Linked DNA regions of Homo sapiens: region 2 is linked to region 1. A link is a contact called in ENCODE Hi-C or POLR2A ChIA-PET data. All regions are on one chromosome and are shown on one strand. The core of a region is the stretch at or near the end of the contact, and the rest is flanking DNA. Distances in the headings are between cores, read along the strand shown.

The links. Hi-C counts contacts between places; a loop is a spot of excess contacts on that map. ChIA-PET counts read pairs that join two places held with the same protein, here RNA polymerase II (POLR2A). Pooled maps may share reads with other maps.
Region 2: a loop to region 1 is called in a pooled map, with 3 times the contacts of the local background. The contact joins the promoter of TMEM170A here to the enhancer-like site in region 1. A Hi-C loop is called at or near these places in 1 of 50 pooled maps. POLR2A ChIA-PET finds 5 or more read pairs at or near these places in 2 of 52 experiments (Panc1 and endothelial cell of umbilical vein).

Annotation. Positions count from the first base shown.
Region 1 is chr16:75,039,560-75,045,335 of GRCh38, reverse strand. All of the region lies in intron 1 of ZNRF1 (zinc and ring finger 1), which reads right to left. Among named protein-coding and RNA genes, the nearest start is that of ZNRF1, 43 kb to the right of the region's middle. Within about 2 kb of position 2,160, at least 5 of the 41 ENCODE cell types and tissues checked have a DNase peak (open chromatin) inside an H3K27ac peak, as active enhancers do.
Region 2 is chr16:75,462,886-75,468,708 of GRCh38, reverse strand. TMEM170A (transmembrane protein 170A) reads left to right here and starts at 4,020. Exons shown (of 3, transcript NM_145254.3): 1 at 4,020-4,241. The coding sequence starts at 4,109. RefSeq lists enhancers at 3,850-4,350, 5,540-5,589 and a silencer at 4,044-4,673.

The DNA.
Region 1 (5,776 bases), core at 911-3,410:
AGAGCACCTAACAAAAAACCATAATGCAAATGCAAAAGGGCAGGCAGAGTTCATGTATTTAATTTTAGGTCTGTTACTAGGTTTTTCTTGAGCCCTGGCCAGGGTTATTCTGGTCCTGGCATGGGGAACATAGTTTGCATGGGTGTGGGTTAAATTAAAAACAAACAAACAAATAAAACTCTCACATCAAGTGCTCAAAGAACATGTCCCTAGGCTGGATCCTTGAGGCAGCCGGACAAGCACCACCCACGATCCAACCAGGACACCTGCCAGAAGATCCTAAGACGAAGTTTGTTTCCCACATTACAGAAAAAGGACAGGGGCAGCAGCTAACACAATAATTATTTCAAACACTCTACCACCTCCTTCTTCTGGTGGAAGTATTATGCAACATTAGAGAAAGGAATTCCACTTTGAATAGGCCCATGGGTGACAGAGCACCATACTAAGCTCTCCTTAGGGAATTATATTAAATAACAGATAAGCTGCTTAACATATTATGTTACTTCACTTTTAAGAATTCCATTCATGGTTCATTTGTTATAAACGCAGTCCCTTTTCCAAGGGAAAGGGGTATGTCCATCAAATAACTTAATTAAAAATATGGCCATACTGCCTTGTGAAATTAGTGGCAGAGAAGTCAACAGGATGAGGAAGCCTGAAAGTCAAGAGCTTGGGCTGGGTATGGTGGCTCACATCTGTAATCCCAGCACTTTATGAGGCAGGAGGATCGCTTGAGGCCAGGAGTTCAAGACCAGCCTGGGCAATATAGCAAGACCCCCATCTCTATTTAAAAAAAAAAAAATGGCTGGGTGCAGTGGCTCATCATGCCTATAATCCCAGCACTTTTGGAGGCCGAGGCAGGCAGATCACTTGAGATCAGGAGTTTGAGACCAGCCTGGCCAACATGGCAAAAGCCAGTCTCTACTAAAAATACAAAAATTAGCTGGGCATGGTGGCGCATGCCTGTATGCCTATAGTCCTAGCTATTTGGGAGGCTGAAGTGGGAGGATCACTTGAACCCAGGAGGCAGAGGTTGCAGTAAGCTGTGCAATTCTAGCCTGGGCAACAGAGAGAGACTCCGTCTCAAAAAATAAAATAAATTTTAAAGAAAGTCAGAGCTCTATCTGTCCTACACCTAGGGAAGGTGACATCTAAACCACTCTAAGAAATTCCAAAGTTTAAATTCTGAAAGTCAAGATCACATTTTAAAAGTACAAAGCAGCTGGGCATGGTGGCTCACACCTGTATTCCCAGCACTTTGGGAGGCTGAGGCGGGTGGATCACCTGAGGTCAGCAGTTCAAGACCAGCCTGGCCAACATGGTGAAACCACGTCTCTACTACAAACACAAAATTAGCCAGTACTACAAATACAAAATTAGCCGGGTATGGTGGTGCATGCCTGTAATCCCAGCTACCTAGGAGGCCAAGGCAGGAGAATGGCTTGAACCAGGGAAGTGGAGGTTGCAGTGAGCAGAGATCGCATCATTACCCTCCAGCCTGGGCAACAAGAACAAAACTCTGTCTCAAAAAAAAAAAAAAAAGTACAAAGCAAGAATGGCTGGCTCCTGATATGCAACAGGTTTCGTGGAAAACCAGTACTCCACCCAACCCAGGATCCCCCATGTCTCTTACATGCTATATATACCTGTGTATATATGCCATATACTGTCTCTTTTATCAGAGTTTATCAGATTGTGAGCTCTATGAGGGCAAGAACCATGTCTTATCCATTTCTGTGTATCTATCAGGACTGAAAATGATTCCTTGCATATATTATAGTTAAATGTTCTGTAAGTATTAGCTGGGTTTGAGTGAATCCAGCACAAAAAGGCCTGGTGAGGTAGAAGGAAGATAAGAACTGTACAGTTTTGGAAGGCAGCCTGTTCAAAACAAACACATGTCTAAAATGTAAAAGAAGAACAGCCAAATTTTACAAGAAAGAGAAAAAATGTTCCTTAAAGTAAAACTGAGGAAGGGAAGCACCAGTTTCCTCTCACAAGCTTCTGAAAAGATAAAACCATGTCTGGTTTCAGTGATAATGTGTTACAGGCTTAGGCAAGAACAGGTGAAAAAAATCTGATAAATGCAATCAACCATGAAGCTGGCCACAGCTCAGGGCTGAGGGAACCAGACTTGGCCAGGCTGCTTAGAAACTCATTGGTATAAATACGGCTTTAAAACAAAGGAGGCTCAAAAAGAGGAGAGATGATAAATGCATCAGTCTCAACTTGTTCTTTATTGTAGACAGTCTCCCACTTCTATTCAAGTATTTTTGGAGTGCCAACTACCAGTGAGACAAGGAGGTGGGATGACACCAAGTATAACACCAAGGGAAGCACTCAAGGGTCATCTTTACCGTCCCGGAGCTGGCCTTGGCCTGCGTTCCCACTAGCTGTTAAACCCAACATGCCAAACCTGGAAGAACGCTAATACATCAAGCATTGGTGTACAGCAGGCCTTCGCTTATTATAACCTCTAAAGAGCAGTGAGCCCATTTCAGGCCCTCTGTGAGAGGTCACAAGGACCTCTGAATGAAAAAATATCAGGATTCAAAAACCATTCTGCAGAAATCAACAGGCTGATCCTAAAACGTACATGGAAATGCAAAGGACCTAGGATAGTCAAAACCCAACATTATTTTGAAAAAGAGGAACAAAAATGGAGACTGTACACTACCCAATTTCAAAACTTATCATAAAGTTACAAGTAACCACAATAGCAACAGACACATAAATCAATGGAACAGAATTGAAAGCCGAGAAATAAACCACTACATTTATGACCAGTTGATTCTGCCAAGGGAATTCAGGAAGAAAGGATGGTCTTTTCAACAAATGATGTTGCTACAACTAGAAATATGTGTGTTTACAAAAAAAAAAAAAAAAAAAGAAAGAAACAGACACTCCCTCCCTCATACCATATCCAAAAATTAACTCAAAATGGAACACAGACATATGTAAGAGCTAAAACTATAAAACTTCTAGATGAAAATAGGAGAAATTTTTGTAACCTTGGTCTAGACACTTTTTTTTACATATACCAAAAGCATCATTCATAAAAGCAAAAAATTGATAAATTAGACAACCAAAATTAAAAATGTTTGCTCTTCCAAAGATACCATATAAGCAAATAAAAGCACAGGCCACACATTGGGAGAAAATAGTTGCAAATCATATCTGACAAAAGACATATTCATAATACATAAACTCTTACAACTCACTGACAAACAACTCAATTTTTAAAAATGAGGATATACAGAAAATCATTGGACCTTCCTCTTAATTTTGCTGTGAACCTAAAACTGCTCTATTAAAATAATTAAGTCTTTGTTTTTTGAGACGGAGTTTTGCTCTTGTTGCCCAGGCTGGACTGCAGTGGCATGATCTCAGCTCACTGCGACCTCCGTCTCCCAGGTTCAAGTGATTCTCCTGCCTCAGGCTCCCGAGTAGCTGGGATTATAGGCGTCTGCCACCATGCCCAGCTAATTTTATATATATATATTTTTTTTTTTAGTAGAGATGGGGTTTCACCATGTTGGCCAGGCTGGTCTCGAACTCCTGAGAGAATTAAGTCTTAAAAACAGAAAACAACAAGCAAGCAAAGATTTGAATTGACATTTCACCAAAAAAGATAAGTGAATTGTTAAACACATGAAAAGGGATCATCACTAGCTAACGAAATACAAATTAAAATCACAGTGAGGACTGGGCACGGTGGCTCACGCCTGTAATCCCAGACCTTTGAGAGGCTGAGGCGGGCGTATCACTTGGGTCAAGAGTTGGAGACCAGCCTGGCCAACATGGTGAAACCCCATCTGTAACAAAAAATACAAAAATTAGCCGGATATGGCGGCATGCACACGTAGTCCCAGCTACTCTGGAGGCTGAAGTGGGAGAATCACTTGAACCCAGGAGGCAGAGGCTGCAGTGAGCTGAGATCATGCCGTTGCACTCTAGCCTGGGCGACAGGGTGAGACCCTGTCTCAAAAATAAATAAATAAATAAAATAAATTAAAATCACAATGTGGTACCACTACATACCTACTAGAATGACTATAATCCGTAAGTCAACAATACACGGTGTTGGCAAGGATGTGGCAAAACTGGAACTCTCAACCATTGCCCATGAAAATGTAAAATGTACAGCCACTTTGGAAAAGGCTGCCAGTTTCTCAAACGTTTAAACACAAACTTCTCATATGGAATCTTATGTCCACATAAAATCACGAACATGAATGTTCACAGCAGCATCATTCATAATTGTCTTAAGCTAGAAACAATCCAAAAGTCTATCAGCTGGTGAATGGATAGACTGACTGTGGTAAATTCATATAATGGAATACTATTTAGCAATAAAAACTACCGATGTCAGCACAAACTACTGATACATACTCAACACATATGAACTTAAAAACATGGTAAGTGGGCTGGGCATGGTGGCTTATGCCTGTAATCCCTGCACTTTGGAAGGCCAAGGTGGGTGGATCACCTGAGGTCAGGAGTTCGAGACCAGCCTGGCCAACGTGATGAAACCCCATCTCTACTAAAAATACAAAAAATTAGCTGGGCATGGTGGCGCGCACCCATAATCCCAGCTACTCAGGAGGCTAAGCCAGGAGAATCACTTGGACCCAGGAGGCAGAGGTTGCAGTGAGCCGAGATTGCGCCACTGCACTCCAGCCTGGGCAACAAGAGCAAAACTCTGTCTCAAAAAAAAAAAAAAAAAAAAAAAAACCCACAAAAAACAAAAACAAAAACATGGTGAGTGAAGGACACCAAACAGAAAATAATACATACTGTATGATTTCATTTATATGAAATTCCCAGAAAAGGCAAATCTAGAGAGATAGCAGTTGCCCGGTGGGGAGCAGAGATTGACTAAAAACAGGCATAGGAACTTTCTGAAGTGGCCCTTTCAGATGTGGTGGTTCACATCCGTAATCCCAGCACTTTGGGAGGACAAAGTGAGAGGATTGCTTGAGCCCAAGAGTTTGAGGCTGCAGTGAGCTACAGTCTCACTACTGTACTCCAGCCTAGGTGGCAGAGTGACGCCCTTGTTTTAAAACAATAAAAATAAAAAAAGGACTTTTTGAGAGATGGAAGTGTTATAAAATTGGATTTTAAGCCATGCGTGGTGGTGCGCGCCTGCAGTGCCAGCTACGTGGAAGGCTGAGGAAGGAGGATCCCTTGAGCCTAGAAGGTCAAGGCTGCGGTGAGCTATGACCATGCCACTGTACTGTAGCCTGAGTGACAGAGTAAGACTCAAAAAAAAAAAAAAAAAAAAAAAAAAGAAAGAAAAGAAAGAAACAAAAGATTTTAGTGATGGTTTCATAACTATATATTTACTAAATCTCATTGTACATTTATAATGTATGAATATTATGGTATGTCAACTATACCTCAGTTTCAAAACAGTAACAACCAATATCCCACAACATCTGGAGGATCCCTAACTGCAGGTTCCTATATACAGTGAAAATCTTTTGGGATACTTTCTGGTAGAACTGTAGTTTTCTGGCAAAGAACTATGAAAGGGATTTCTCTATTAACAGTGCTTCTTCAACAACAGCACACGTAAGAATCACCTGGAACACCTGTTGACAGACCAACCCCTCTCTTCCCACTGGATTCAGTAGGTCTGGGGTGGGGCCCATAAATCTGCATTCCTAAAAGCTCCAGGACCAGTCATTAAAAACAGAGATTTCAAAGTCTCACCAGAGATGTATTATATCCAAATCTCTAACAAAGGGGAACCTGGGAATCTGTACCTCTT
Region 2 (5,823 bases), core at 2,771-5,270, 420 kb before region 1:
ATGGTCTCGATCTCCTGACCTCGTGATCCGCCCGTCTCTGCCTCCCAAAGTGCTGGGATTACAGGTGTGAGCCACCACGCCCGGCCTTTTTTCTTTTTGAGATGGAGTCTGGCTTTGTTGCCCACGCTGGAGTGCAGTGGCTCCCGGGTTCAAGCAATGCTCTTACCTCAGCCTCCTGAGTAACTGGGACTACAGTCACACACCACCATTCCCAGTTAATTTTTTCTATTTTAGTAGAGATGGGGTTTCACCATGTTGCTCAGGTTGGTCTGGAACTCCTGAGCTCAGACAATTTGCCTGCTTCAGCCTCCCAAAGTGCCAGAATTACAGGTGTGAGCCACCGCGCCCGGCTCAGGAGAAAATTCTAATAAACAGTCTTGCTAATGTTCTTGAATTAAGAGGAAAATATGGGTTGGGTGTGGTGGCTTATGCCTGTAATCCCAGCACTTTGGGAGGTCGAGGTGGGTGGATCACGAAGTCAGGGGTTCGAGACCAGCCTGGCCAAGATGGCAAAACCCTGTCTCTACTAAAAATACAAAAATTAGCAGAGCATGGTGGTGGGCACCTGTAATCCCAGCTACTCAGGAGGCTGAGGCAGGAGAATTGCTTGAACCTGGGAGGCGGAGGTTGCAATGAACTGAGATCGTGCCATTGATCTCCAGCCTGGGTGACTGAGCAAGATTCTGTCTCAAACAAACAAACAAACAAACAAAAATGGAAAATATGTATTTTGCACACAATACTTTTGAGTGTAAAATAGGTTAATGACCGGGTGCAGTGGCTTACATCTGTAATCCCAGAACTTTGGGAGGCCAAGGCGGGAGGATTGCTTGAGCCCACAAGTTTGAGACCAGCCTGGGCAACATAGTGAGACCCTGTCTCTTAAAAAAATTTAAAAACAAAAAAGCTTTAAAAAAAATCATTTTCTCTGCAAATACTGAAGGTGTTGGTACATTGTCATCCAGCCTTCTTCTTCATTTGGCTACTGAACCATTTGATTCTCATTTCTTTGTAGGTGACCTATAGATTCCCTCTGTTTTAGGAATTTCTTTTTTATTTCTTTCTTTTTTTTTGAGATGGAGTTTTGCCCTTGTTGCCCAGGCTGAAGTGCAATGGCAAGATCTCGGCTCACTGCAACCTCTTCCTCCCAGGTTCAAGTGATTCCCCCGCCTCAGCCTCTTGAGTAGCTGGGATTACAGGCACCCGCCACCACGCTCGGCTAATTTTTGTATTTTTAGTAGAGACAGTCTTCACCATGTTGGCCAGGTTGGCCTCCAACTCCTGACCTGGTGATCCACCCACCTTGGCCTCCCAAAGTGTTGGGATTTCAGGCGTGAGCCACTGTGCTTGGTAGAATTTCTTATTTCTATCTTTTTCTTCTTGTTCTATTTATTTTTCTTTTCCTTTCTTTATTATGATTAATTTGGTGGAGCAACACCATTTATTTCCAGGGCCAGCATTGGATATAGCACAATTATGGAAAAAGGCTGTCAGCCACTGTCACAAAAAAATCCTACAGAATCTGAAATGCCAACAAGAAGTCTAGCTGCGCCAGAAAATACCTGTGAATCACAGGTTTTTCCATTTCAACTTATATGACAAAAAGTTTCAGCTTTAATTATTTACTAAATTCCTGAGCCATCTTTAAATTCTTGTGGGGTTTTTTGTTTGTTTATTTGTGTGTTTGTTTTTTGAGACAGGGCCTTCTTCTGTTGCCCAGGCTGGAGTACAATGGAGCAATGATAGCTCACTGCAGCCTTGACCTCTGGGGCTCAAGGGATCCTCCCACCTCAGCCTCTGGAGTTAGCTGGGACTATAGGTGTGTGCCACTACACCCGACTAATTTTTGAATTTTTAGTAGAGACAAGGTTTACCTATGTTGCCCAGGCTGGTCTCAAACTCCTGGGCTCAAGCAATCCTGCAGCCTTGGCCTCCCAAAAGTGTTGGGTTTACAGGCATGAGCCACCTTGCTTGGCAGATCGGTGAATTGGTCACTTTTTAAAAAGATTTTAAAAGGTATGATTTATGTAGCATAAAATTCATTTATTTTAACTGTACAATTCAATGATTTTTAAAGAAGTTTTCAGGCTGGGCACGGTGGCTCACGCCTGTAATCCCAGCACTTTGGGAGGCCAAGGTAGATGGATCACCTGACGTCAGGAGTTTGAGACAAACCTGACCAATATGGTGAAATTCCATCTCTGCTAAAAATACAAAAATTACCTGGGCATGGTGGCACGGAGCTATAATCCCAGCTACTTGGGAGGCTGAGGCAGGAGAATTGCTTGAACCCGGGAGGCGAAGGTTGCAGTGAGCCGAGATTGCGCCACTACACTCCACTCCACTCCAGCCTGGACGACAGAAAAAGACTGCGTCTCAAAAAAAAAAAAAAAAAAAAAAAAAAAAAAAAAAAATTTACCAGTCAGGTGCAGTGGCTCACGCCTGTAATCCCAGCACTTTGGGAGGCCAAGGCAGGTGGATCGCTTGAGGTCAGGAACGAGACCAACATGGATAACATGGCAAAACCCTATCTCTACTCAAAATACAAAAATTAGCTGGGCCTGGTGGCACGCGCCTGGAATCCCAGCTACTGGGGAGGCTGAGGCAGGAGAATCGCTTGAACCAGGGAGGCGGAGGTTGCGGTGAGCTGAGATTTCGCCACTGCACTCCAGCCTGGGCAACAAAGTGAGACTCTGTCTCAAAACAAACCAACCAACCAAACAAAAACATTATTATTCGTCACAAGCCTCTTCATCACCTGGAACCTTGTGGACATTACTTATCCTTGGTAACTTCCCTTCCAGAACACTATTGTTAATGGCTGCTATGGTCTGAACGTGTTCCCCCAAATTCATGTCCTGAAACTTCGTGGGAATGCGATAGTACTGAGAGGAGGGGCCTTTAGGAGACGATTAAGTCAGAAGAGTGGAGCCCCCGTTATGGGATTAGGACCCTTATAAAAGGGATTTGGAGAGTGGGCTCCCTTTGTTACCGTGTGAGGACGCCCGGGCGGTGCTATCAGTGAGGAACGGGCCGTCCTTAGACATGGAACCTGCTGCGACCTTGATCTTGGACCTCCCAGCTTCCAGAACTGTGAGAAAATAAATTTCTGTTCTTAATAAATTGCCCACTCTCAGGTACTTTGTTACAGCAGTGCAAACAAACTGAACATTAGCTTATTCCTTTTTACGATTTCTCTGCCTTCATTTTAACAGGCTTTCTGAAGGGAGGTGAGACAAAAATGTGTGATCCACGAGGACAGGAAATCGAGACCATCCTGGCTAACACGATGAAATCCCGCCTCTACTAAAAATACAAAAAATTAGCCGGGCGTGGTGGCGGGCGCCTGTAGTCCCAGCTACTCGGGAGGCTGAGGCAGGAGAATGGTGTGAACCCGGGAGGCAGAGCTTGCAGTGAGCAGAGATCGCGCGGCCGCACTCCAGCCTGGGTCACAGAGGGAGACTCCGTCTCAAAAAAAAGAAAAAAGTGTGATCTAATTTTATTGCTCTGAACCGAATCTCTGTACATTTTATTTTATTTAAAACTAAGTCGAGCTCTATAGAGGCTACATAGCCTCCCTCCCATTCTGGTCCCACACCAGACTTTGCATGGGCTCTTTCTACTATCAGCTTTAAATAGAGAACGTTCTTGTTCTGTTCATGAAGGTTTCATAAATGCTGGAGTCCAGTCATAACTAGAACTTTACATATCCGTTCCATCACTGTATTTTTCCAGATCCCTGGTAACTCCATAGCGCGGCTCTGTTGGGGCGCATGCAATTCCCTACTTTCTCACAGGGGGCGCTGCAGAGAAGGGCAGAGCAGAGCGCGCGGTCCCAGAGCGCGCCGTCCAGGAGGGGGCGCGTCCGTGGGGCTGTGTCTCTGCGAGCCCTGCGCAACGTTGGGGGCGGGAACAACCCTGGCCCTGCGCCCGAGCGCTGCGGCGCCTTGTGATTGGAGGAGGCAACGGTCACTTGGCAGCGCCGTTGGGATTGGGGGAAGAGGACCCCGGCTGGAGGTGACGCTGAGGCGGCGAGGGTGAGTCGGCGCCGGCCGCTACCGCACTTCGGGCGCTCGTCCCTCATTTCTCTGTGGTGAATGGCGACGGGATGGAGCGCGAGGGGAGCGGCGGCAGCGGCGGGTCGGCCGGGCTCCTGCAGCAGATCCTGAGCCTGAAGGTTGTGCCGCGGGTGGGCAACGGGACCCTGTGCCCCAACTCTACTTCCCTCTGCTCCTTCCCAGGTACGGCCCGCCCCGCGCCTGCGCACTGCGCGCCCCGCCGTCGCCGCTGCCGTGCTGTGGGCGCCCCGAGTCTGGGCGGGGTCCCGGGTGCGCAGCCTGCTGGCGGCGTGGGCGCTGTCCTCCGGGAGGGGGGCCGTGCTGCTCGCCCGGAGCCCCTTTCCCCATCACTTCTTCGGCGGTCCCTGAGGCGGAGCCCCGGAGTCCCGCTGGGCGTGAGATGCAGAGAGCGGCCGCAGGTGGGCCCGGGGCTGGAGGGCGCTCGGCCGCCACCCGAGCGGGTCTTGGCCTTGAGCTTCCGAGCGCCTCAGGTTCAGAGCTGCACCCCACGAGCCCGGGAGGCTGTGGTCCCCGCCCTGCCTGGGTTGCCCCACGGCGCCCGGCCTCCTTCGAGGGGTCTCGGAGCGGCCCGGCCGCGCTGAGGAGTCAGAGCTCGCGCTCCCCTTGCCCCGGGGCTGCAGCCCGGCCCCTCCGCGCAGGCGCTCGTTCGCTGATCGCGGGCGCCTGGGGCTAAATCCTCCCCCTCCGAGACCCGCTCCGCTTTCTAGGAATCTTTCCCAGACCTGGTGCCACCTGTTGCTGGGTCTCCCACTAAGCCTTCGAGATCTTTGGCACAGCTTCCTTTGAACTCTTCCTCCCCGCTGCGGCTTGAGCTGGGCCTGCTAGGAGGGTTGCTCAGAATTCTAATGCCAGGAAGAGCGCTCCGTGCCCTGAAAGCTGGAGGGAGGAGAGAGGACTTCACTTGGGAAGGAGGAGAAAAGCTTTGAGGGGAGGCACAGTTATTTGTGTGGTCCTTGAAAGGCAAGAAGACTAGAGCCCGTGGCCCTGGAAGGGGAGGTGGGGCTCCCAGCAGAGGGGACTGAGGTCTTCATAAACAATGAGGGACCAGAGCAGAGGGAAGGAGGACGAGATTCCAGACTCTAGTTCCAAACAAGGCACCTGTGATTTCTCATCCCCTGGGCAGCGACTGCCAGGCGCCGTTCAGCGGACACCTGGGACTTGCAGTGTTATGTGCCCAGGGATTTTCCCGGACGGGATTGTGAAGTAGCGGGTAAGGTCATCAGGCAGGTTGGGGTCAGATGCAGATGTTCGCTTGTGGTCATTCCTGAAATGAGAATCTGGCAGCTCACGTTATTTCAGAAGGTGCTAGGATCACTTTTGACAGTGATATCAAAAAATTGATGGTATTCTGGTGACCCTGTGTGATACATGAAATGTTCGTGCAATCTGGAGGCACTACTGGGACCAGATTAATCTTTGTTTCCTTAATTTTCCCCTTTCCTGAAAAATGTCAAGCCTGCCAAACAGTTGAGAGAACAGTATAACAAATACCCATGTACCCTTTACTTAGACTCAGTAATATTTTGATTCTTTGGCTTTCTGTTTCTCTTTCTCTCTCTCTGCTCTCTTTCTCTCTCTCTATATATATAACCACATGTATTACATACGTATCACACTTAGATGTAGGTCACATGTCCCATTTCAACTCGAGTCATTCAATAGGAAGTTGCAGAAGTCATAACACTTGCTTGATGCCTGATAATCTTAACATGTATCTTCTAAAAACCATTTTCTATCCATGAAA